Linked DNA regions of Homo sapiens: region 2 is linked to region 1. The links are chromatin contacts, found by Hi-C or POLR2A ChIA-PET in ENCODE. All regions are on one chromosome and are shown on one strand. The core of a region is the stretch at or near the end of the contact, and the rest is flanking DNA. Distances in the headings are between cores, read along the strand shown.

Region 1 (3,253 bases), core at 253-2,752:
TCTTCTTCTTCTCCTTCCTCCTCCTCCTCCTCCTCCTCTTTCTTACTCCTTCCATTCTGTTGCCCAGACTGGAGTGCAGTGACCTTGGCTCACTGCAACCTCTGCCTCCCAGGTTCAAGCAATAATTTTCTGTATTTTTAGTAGACACGGGTTTTTGCTATGTTGGCCAGGCTAGTCTCAAACTCCTGACCTCAAGTGATCCACCTGCCTCAGCCTCCCAAAGTGCTGGGATTACAGGCGTGAGCCACTGCGCCGGGCCAGCAATGTCTTCTTCAAATGTCACACAATGTTACAGTTCTTTTTCATTTGCCCATTCTTTCAACGTTGAGCACCTCATATGTTCGAGACACTGAGTTTGTCAGCCTTTTGACATCTTTCCATCCCTCAAGGAGCTCACAGTTCAGGGGGGACATAGACAGGGGAATACAATGGAAATATACTGAGAAGTGCTGTGCCAGAGGTAAGCACAGTGTGCAAATGAAGACAGAGAAAGACAACCCAACTCAAAGGGCAGCAAAAGAGGGCAGTGGCGTAAAGTCTTTCCAGAAGAGACAATGCCTGCCAGGTGTTACAAGGAGGGACAAGCTTCCAGATCAAGGAGACAGCAACTGTAAAAAAAAAAAAAAAAAAAAAAGAAAAGAAAAGAATTCAATATGGCTGAACACAGAGTACAAGCAGGGGAAGAGTGAGAGATGAGCTGGGTGGGCAGGGACCTCATCAGACCCCAGAAGCCCTTCTAAGGATTCGGAGCTTGAGCCTAAAAGCAATGAGGAGATGCTGAATGATTATGTTAGAGCACTTCAAAGGAAGTCGTTTGCTTCTCATATTTTTCTTATTTCCCATTCTCTCTCTCTCTTTTCCTTCCTTCCTTTCTTTTTCTTTTTTTCTCTCTCTCCCCCTTTCTTTTTCTTTCTTCCTTTCTTTCTGAAATTGCAGCTGATCCTTCCTCCCCTCCCTCCCTCCCTCTCTCTCTCTCCCTCTCTCTCTCTCTCTTTCTTTCTGAAATTGCAGCTGATCTGGTCTATACCCAAAGAGAATAAGTGCAAGGGATTTATTTACAGTATGTCCATGGTTGGGTGGAGAAAAAGATGGAGTTGATCCCTGAAACCTGACTTTTGATGGCAGTAAGTAGCAAAATGAGAGGATCCCAGGAATAATTCCTATCTCCCACAGACTTTTCTTCCATCTAAATCTGGAGATGCCTGTGTTCGATTTTCATGAGGAGGCTGTTACCTCCAAGGTGTGGACAGGAACCTTTTTTTTCTTGCCAAATGAGCAAAGAAAGGAATCTTAATTACAGAGAGGTCTACACTCTTGCTACTTGAAACTGGGTCCCTGGACCAATAGAATCAGCATCCCCTGGGAACTGGTTGTACAGACAGAAATCTGAAGCTCCACCCCAAACATACTGAATCCAAATCTGCATTTTAAACAAGATGCCTGGGTGATTCCCATGCACATTCAAGTCTGAAAAGTCCTGATCTACAAGATAGGAAAACTGCCTAGTTGGTAAAACTTAGGGTACTGTGTTGCAATCTGTGTTTTGTTTTGCGTGACTGATTTATGAGTAATCAGTTTGTCAGCCTCTATGATTACTAATTTATGTCCAAAAGCAAACTCAATCAGGGGCTAAACCCTTTCTACTCTACTGAACATTTCTAAGAAATCTCCACAGAGCCCACGATGTTGTGATCCATTTAAATACAGGACTTGCTCTCTGGCTGATGAGTAAAAGATTCGTTCTTTTTTTTTTTTCCTATTGTGGCAAAATGTGCATAACATACATTTACCATTTTAACCATTTTTAAGCGTGCAGTTCAGTGGCATTAAAGACATTCACACTGTTGTGCATTCATCACTACATCACCTCTAGTGTTTTCATCTTCCCAAACGGAAACTCTGTACCCGTTAAACAATAACTCCCCATCACCCCCTACCTCCAGACCCTGGCAACAACCATTCGACTTTTTTTTTTTTTTTTTTTTTGAGACGGAGTCTCACTCTGTCACCCAAGCTGGAGTGCAGTGGCGCGATCTTGGCTTGCTGCAAGCTCCTCCTCCCGGGTTCACGCCATTCTCCTGCCTCAGCCTCCCAAGTAGCTGGGACTATAGGTGTGCGCCACCACGCCCAGCTAATTTTTTTGTATTTTTAGTAGAGATGGGGTTTCACCATGTTAGCCAGGATGGTCTCCATCTCCTGACCTCATGATCTGCCCACCTCAGCCTCCCAAAGTGCTGGGGTTACAGGTGTGAGCCACCGCGCCTGGCCCACCATTCTATTTTTTGTCTCTATGAACTTGACTACTCTAGGTAGCGCATTGAAGTGGAATCATACTGTACTTGCTTTTCTGTGACTGTCTTATTTCACTTAGCATAAGGTTGTCAAGTTTCATCCATGTTGTAGCATATGTTGACATTTCCTTCCTTTTGAAGTTGAATATTTTGCTGTATGTATCTACCATATTTTGTTTACCATTCATCCATCAATGGACACTTGATTGGCTCCCAACTTTTGGCTATTGTGAATAATGCTGCTACAAACATGAGTGTAGAAAGCTTCATTTATGCCAGCATGCAGGTCCCCTCTTCTAGCTTACCAACATTATTTTCTAGAGAGATGCCACAACAAACATAAATTCACAGTTAAGGGATGCTCTCAATGGATTTTCTCTGTCTGTCTGTCTGTCTATCTGTCTCTCTCTCTCTCTCTCTATATATATATATGTATATATATTTTTTTAAGCAGAGACAGGGTTTCACCATGTTGCCTAAGCTGGTCTCAAAGTCCTGAGCTCAAGCGATCCACCCACCTCAGCCTCCCAAAGTGCTGGGATTATGGGCATGAGCCTCAATGGATTTTCTTTAATATATCAAGTCTCTAGTTGACTCCTTACGAAGAAAAGAGAATTTGCTGTTGTTGGGAGCAAAATGTCTGTTGCAGTTAGTCTCTGTCCGGGAGTCGTGCCCTCCTGAATATAAACTCAGGGCCAGAGCCAAGACTTTAATTTGTGAAGCACAAGTATTGATTTGGTGACACCATTGTCTTCCCCTGATGCTGTTCCTATCAACCCAAATTATCTGTGTGAACATAGGAGCCATTTTTTCCGGGTGTGCTGGGCAGCTGGTGACAAGCTGCTTGCCGATAGGCCCTGACAGAGATGAACACTTGGCTGCTGTTGGGCAGTCAACACTGTCCTTGCCAGGGCGTTGCTGGGCAAAGGAATCTGCAGCCCTGAAGCCGATGAGCATACACC
Region 2 (3,253 bases), core at 454-2,953, 330 kb before region 1:
CCCAAAAGGTATAAACTGATTTTATAATTTAGAGGAAAAAGAAGTTTAAAAAGACACATCCTAAAGGCAGTGTACTGTGACCCAGAAAAAAATGAATTCAGAATCCAGAAATCTGAATTGCTGCCCTGATGTTACAACAGACTAGCTACTTATTTGAACCTGAGATTCTGCCCCAATTGAAAATGTTGACGGTAGTTCAAAGCGATCTTGGGAACAACAACAACAAAAATATGTAAATACAAGAAACAGTATTATGTTTGCAAGCCTCAATTTAATCAATTTAGGAAGTAACTGAAAAGTTTTTAACAAGAAAAAGGATACAATTAAACGTATACTTATTGTATTGTATACTTTGTTTTTATATTACTGACATTTACTTTCACTCCATTCTAGAATTAAACCCTCCTAAAACCAAGATAAGTTTACAAAACCTTTATAATACTTTATATGAGGAATTAAGGAGAAAATTACTCATTAATCTCATCATGACTCTGTAGGGCCAGAAAGAACCTGGGAGATGCAGATTCTGTAACCTGCAACGGGGTGGACAATAAGACTACTGAATGACTAGTTTCAAGTGGAATATCCATAACATAGTTACCCCTTACTAAAAAGCAAGGATTTCCTATTTCAGTATCTGAAAGGTTCAAAATTTGATAATGATTACACAATTATGTTCAATAAACAATCTTTTAAAATATATTCCTAGCCTTTACTTACATATCCTACATATCCCAACTATTTTAACTCACAGCTTACAAGAATCAGTTATAAAAAGAAGAGTTTGTTCTGGAAACTACACATGAGATAATATATGCTGATTCAATCTAGGAAGGAAGGGCAGAAGCCTGCAAAATGTGCCACTGAGAGGGAAAGATGACTATCCATTTGGAAGGAGATTTAGATCAGCTCAAGAACTCGCAAGGACTGGTGGCGAGTGGCAGGGTACATCCATCTGATGAATCTGCAGTTTTGGTCGGAAAAGGATGCTGTTTGCAAACACCCGGTGGGGATGAGTACCTGTGCCAAGACATCCTTGAAAACTCCAGGATACGCACCACCTGACTGCGGAACAGTGAGCACAAGACACCCGGAGCGCTGCAGAATGGGCACGGCATCCTTGGTACCGGGCCAGCCCTCTCCACAGCGGCAGGGGCGGGGTAGGGGTGCCCTACTGGAGGGAGGACATGGGCACGACTCCCCGAATAAAAACCGCTCATCGGGTGGGGGCGGGGACTAACCACCACCCTCACAACCCCCTCACCTCCACGCTCTGTTCATCCATTGCCTCCGGCTCTCGGCGGGGCCGCTGGCGACCCGCAGGCTCCGCAGTCTGACCTCTTAGGCGCCGGCCCGAGGTCGCCAGATCAAATCGCCGATAAAAGCCCGGCGCCCACGTCAGGGGGCTCTGACAACCGCCCCACCTGCGCGCCCCATCTCTTCAGGTCCAGCGCCGCCTACCCCCATTTCGCCATTTTTACCGGCGCGCCCGCCCCGAGGCGCAGAAGTAGGGCGAACGGTGGCCGCAGCTCCTTTCTCCCGGCTCAGCCGCCGGCCAGCAGCCGCGCCGGAACCTCGGCCCACGTGACGCGGGCGCGCGCCTATGGAACTGACGGTGGAGTTCAGCGAAGAAGGTGCCGCAGAGAATTCGCAAACACCAACCGTAACCAGAGCAGCTGGGGGCGCGGCGGCGAGAGAAGCTGCGAAGCGCATGCGCGCAGGACGCTGTGGGAGGGGAAAGGAGGGGAGGAGCGTGGAGCGATCGCCTAGTTCCCGCGTTGCGGGGCGCATACGAGACTTGGCGACTCGCTGCCTCAGGGTTGCGTGCCTCCGGCCCTAGCCTGCGCAGGCGGCCTGAGCTTGGGGCTCTGCTACGCCACCCACGCCCACCTTGGCGGAGGGCGGGGCCCCACGGCTCTCAAACTTGCGCGCCAAAGACGGAGCCACCTGGCGTACTGGTGGAAAGCGCAGACTTCAGAGCCACACCCGTAGTTAAGTATTCGGACTCTGAGATTCCAGGGTGGGGCCCAGGCCATCCGCGTTTTCACCCAGCATCGTGTGATTCGGCAGCAGGTGGTCTGTGGCCCGCACTTTGAGAAACCCTGGTGCAGAAGGTTCATGGTTAGTGGTTCTCTCTGGAAGGAACAGTCTAAGGTTTGTAGGACTTGCGTTCCACCTACCAAAGCTAATCGAGTTAGAAGGCTCCAAACTGAGGTGTCATTTCTCATTACGGTGGTGAGAGGACGGGACCACACACTGTGAAGTCTTCGTTCCCACATCCCACACTTCATTCTTGCCGCCTAAGTTGTCGCCGTGGGACTATTGAAAGGGTATCAGCGATATTCATCTTTCCTATAAATGGGATCTGCTTTCTACAGTTTCCTGCCAGATGTGTAAAGATTGCAAGAATTGAAGGTTTGTGAGACAAAGAGGGCATATCAAATTCGTAATTTGAATTTAATTTTTCCTGTATTTATTGCAAACAACTAATTATACTTAACCGACCTAGAGTGCACATGTAGAGAATCACTAATAATCTAGAAATAAGTTCTTGAATATCAGGCATTTAGGCTTATAGGTGGTGGGTAGCAACAATTTTTTTTAACTACTTGGGTCATGAACAAGATATAATTTAGAAAGATTAATCTGAGACTGAAAAATTCTTTCAGTAAGAATTATTTGTGGTCTTTGACCTACATGGAGCTATTTTTACGAAAATGGCCTCAGTTGTACATTTTTAAATGGTTGATGGTTAATATTATGAGAATTTTACTTAAAAGAATTATTTATAGAATGCAGTGCTAGGCCTGGCGTGGTGGCTCACACCTGTAATCCCAGCACTTTGGGAGGCCGAGGCTGGCGAATCACCTGAGGTCGGGAGTTCGAGACCAGCCTGACCAACATGGAGAAACCCCGTCTCTACTAAAAATACAAAATTAGCCGGGCGTGGTGGCGCATGCCTGTAATCCCAGCTACTGGGGAGGCTGAGGCAGAAGAATCGCTCGAACCCAGGAGGCGGAGGTTGCGGTGAGCCGAGATCGCGCCATTGCACTCCAACCTGGGCAACAAGAGTGAAACTCCGTCTCAAAAAAAAAAAAAAAAAAAATGCAATGCTGTACTTGGGATTCAGAGTAATGAGAAGTGGCCCTTGCTCTCAAGGAGCAGTACAGAAGACAAATAAGACAAATTGCAATACTTACATGATAAATAGTTAAGATTCTTGTATGTTTGCCGAAGAACCTAAGAATGTCGA

Evidence for each region. Hi-C counts contacts between places; a loop is a spot of excess contacts on that map. ChIA-PET counts read pairs that join two places held with the same protein, here RNA polymerase II (POLR2A). Pooled maps may share reads with other maps.
Region 2: a loop to region 1 is called in a pooled map, with 20 times the contacts of the local background. The contact joins the promoter of TRIM37 here to the enhancer-like site in region 1. A Hi-C loop is called at or near these places in 11 of 50 pooled maps. POLR2A ChIA-PET finds 5 or more read pairs at or near these places in 2 of 52 experiments (WTC11 and activated naive CD4-positive, alpha-beta T cell).

The regions. Positions count from the first base shown.
Region 1 is chr17:59,433,914-59,437,166 of GRCh38, forward strand. All of the region lies in intron 2 of LINC01476 (long intergenic non-protein coding RNA 1476), which reads right to left. Among named protein-coding and RNA genes, the nearest start is that of MIR4729, 69 kb to the left of the region's middle. Within about 2 kb of position 1,503, at least 3 of the 41 ENCODE cell types and tissues checked have a DNase peak (open chromatin) inside an H3K27ac peak, as active enhancers do.
Region 2 is chr17:59,105,177-59,108,429 of GRCh38, forward strand. It overlaps TRIM37 (tripartite motif containing 37), which reads right to left and starts at 1,704. Exons shown (of 24, transcript NM_015294.6): 1 at 1,265-1,704. The coding sequence starts at 1,285. LOC124904039 (a long non-coding RNA gene) reads left to right here and starts at 1,920. Exons shown (of 2, transcript XR_007065864.1): 1 at 1,920-2,415. RefSeq lists enhancers at 792-1,451, 1,108-1,157, 1,368-1,497, 1,452-2,111, 1,588-1,687 and 2 more and a silencer at 1,818-1,927.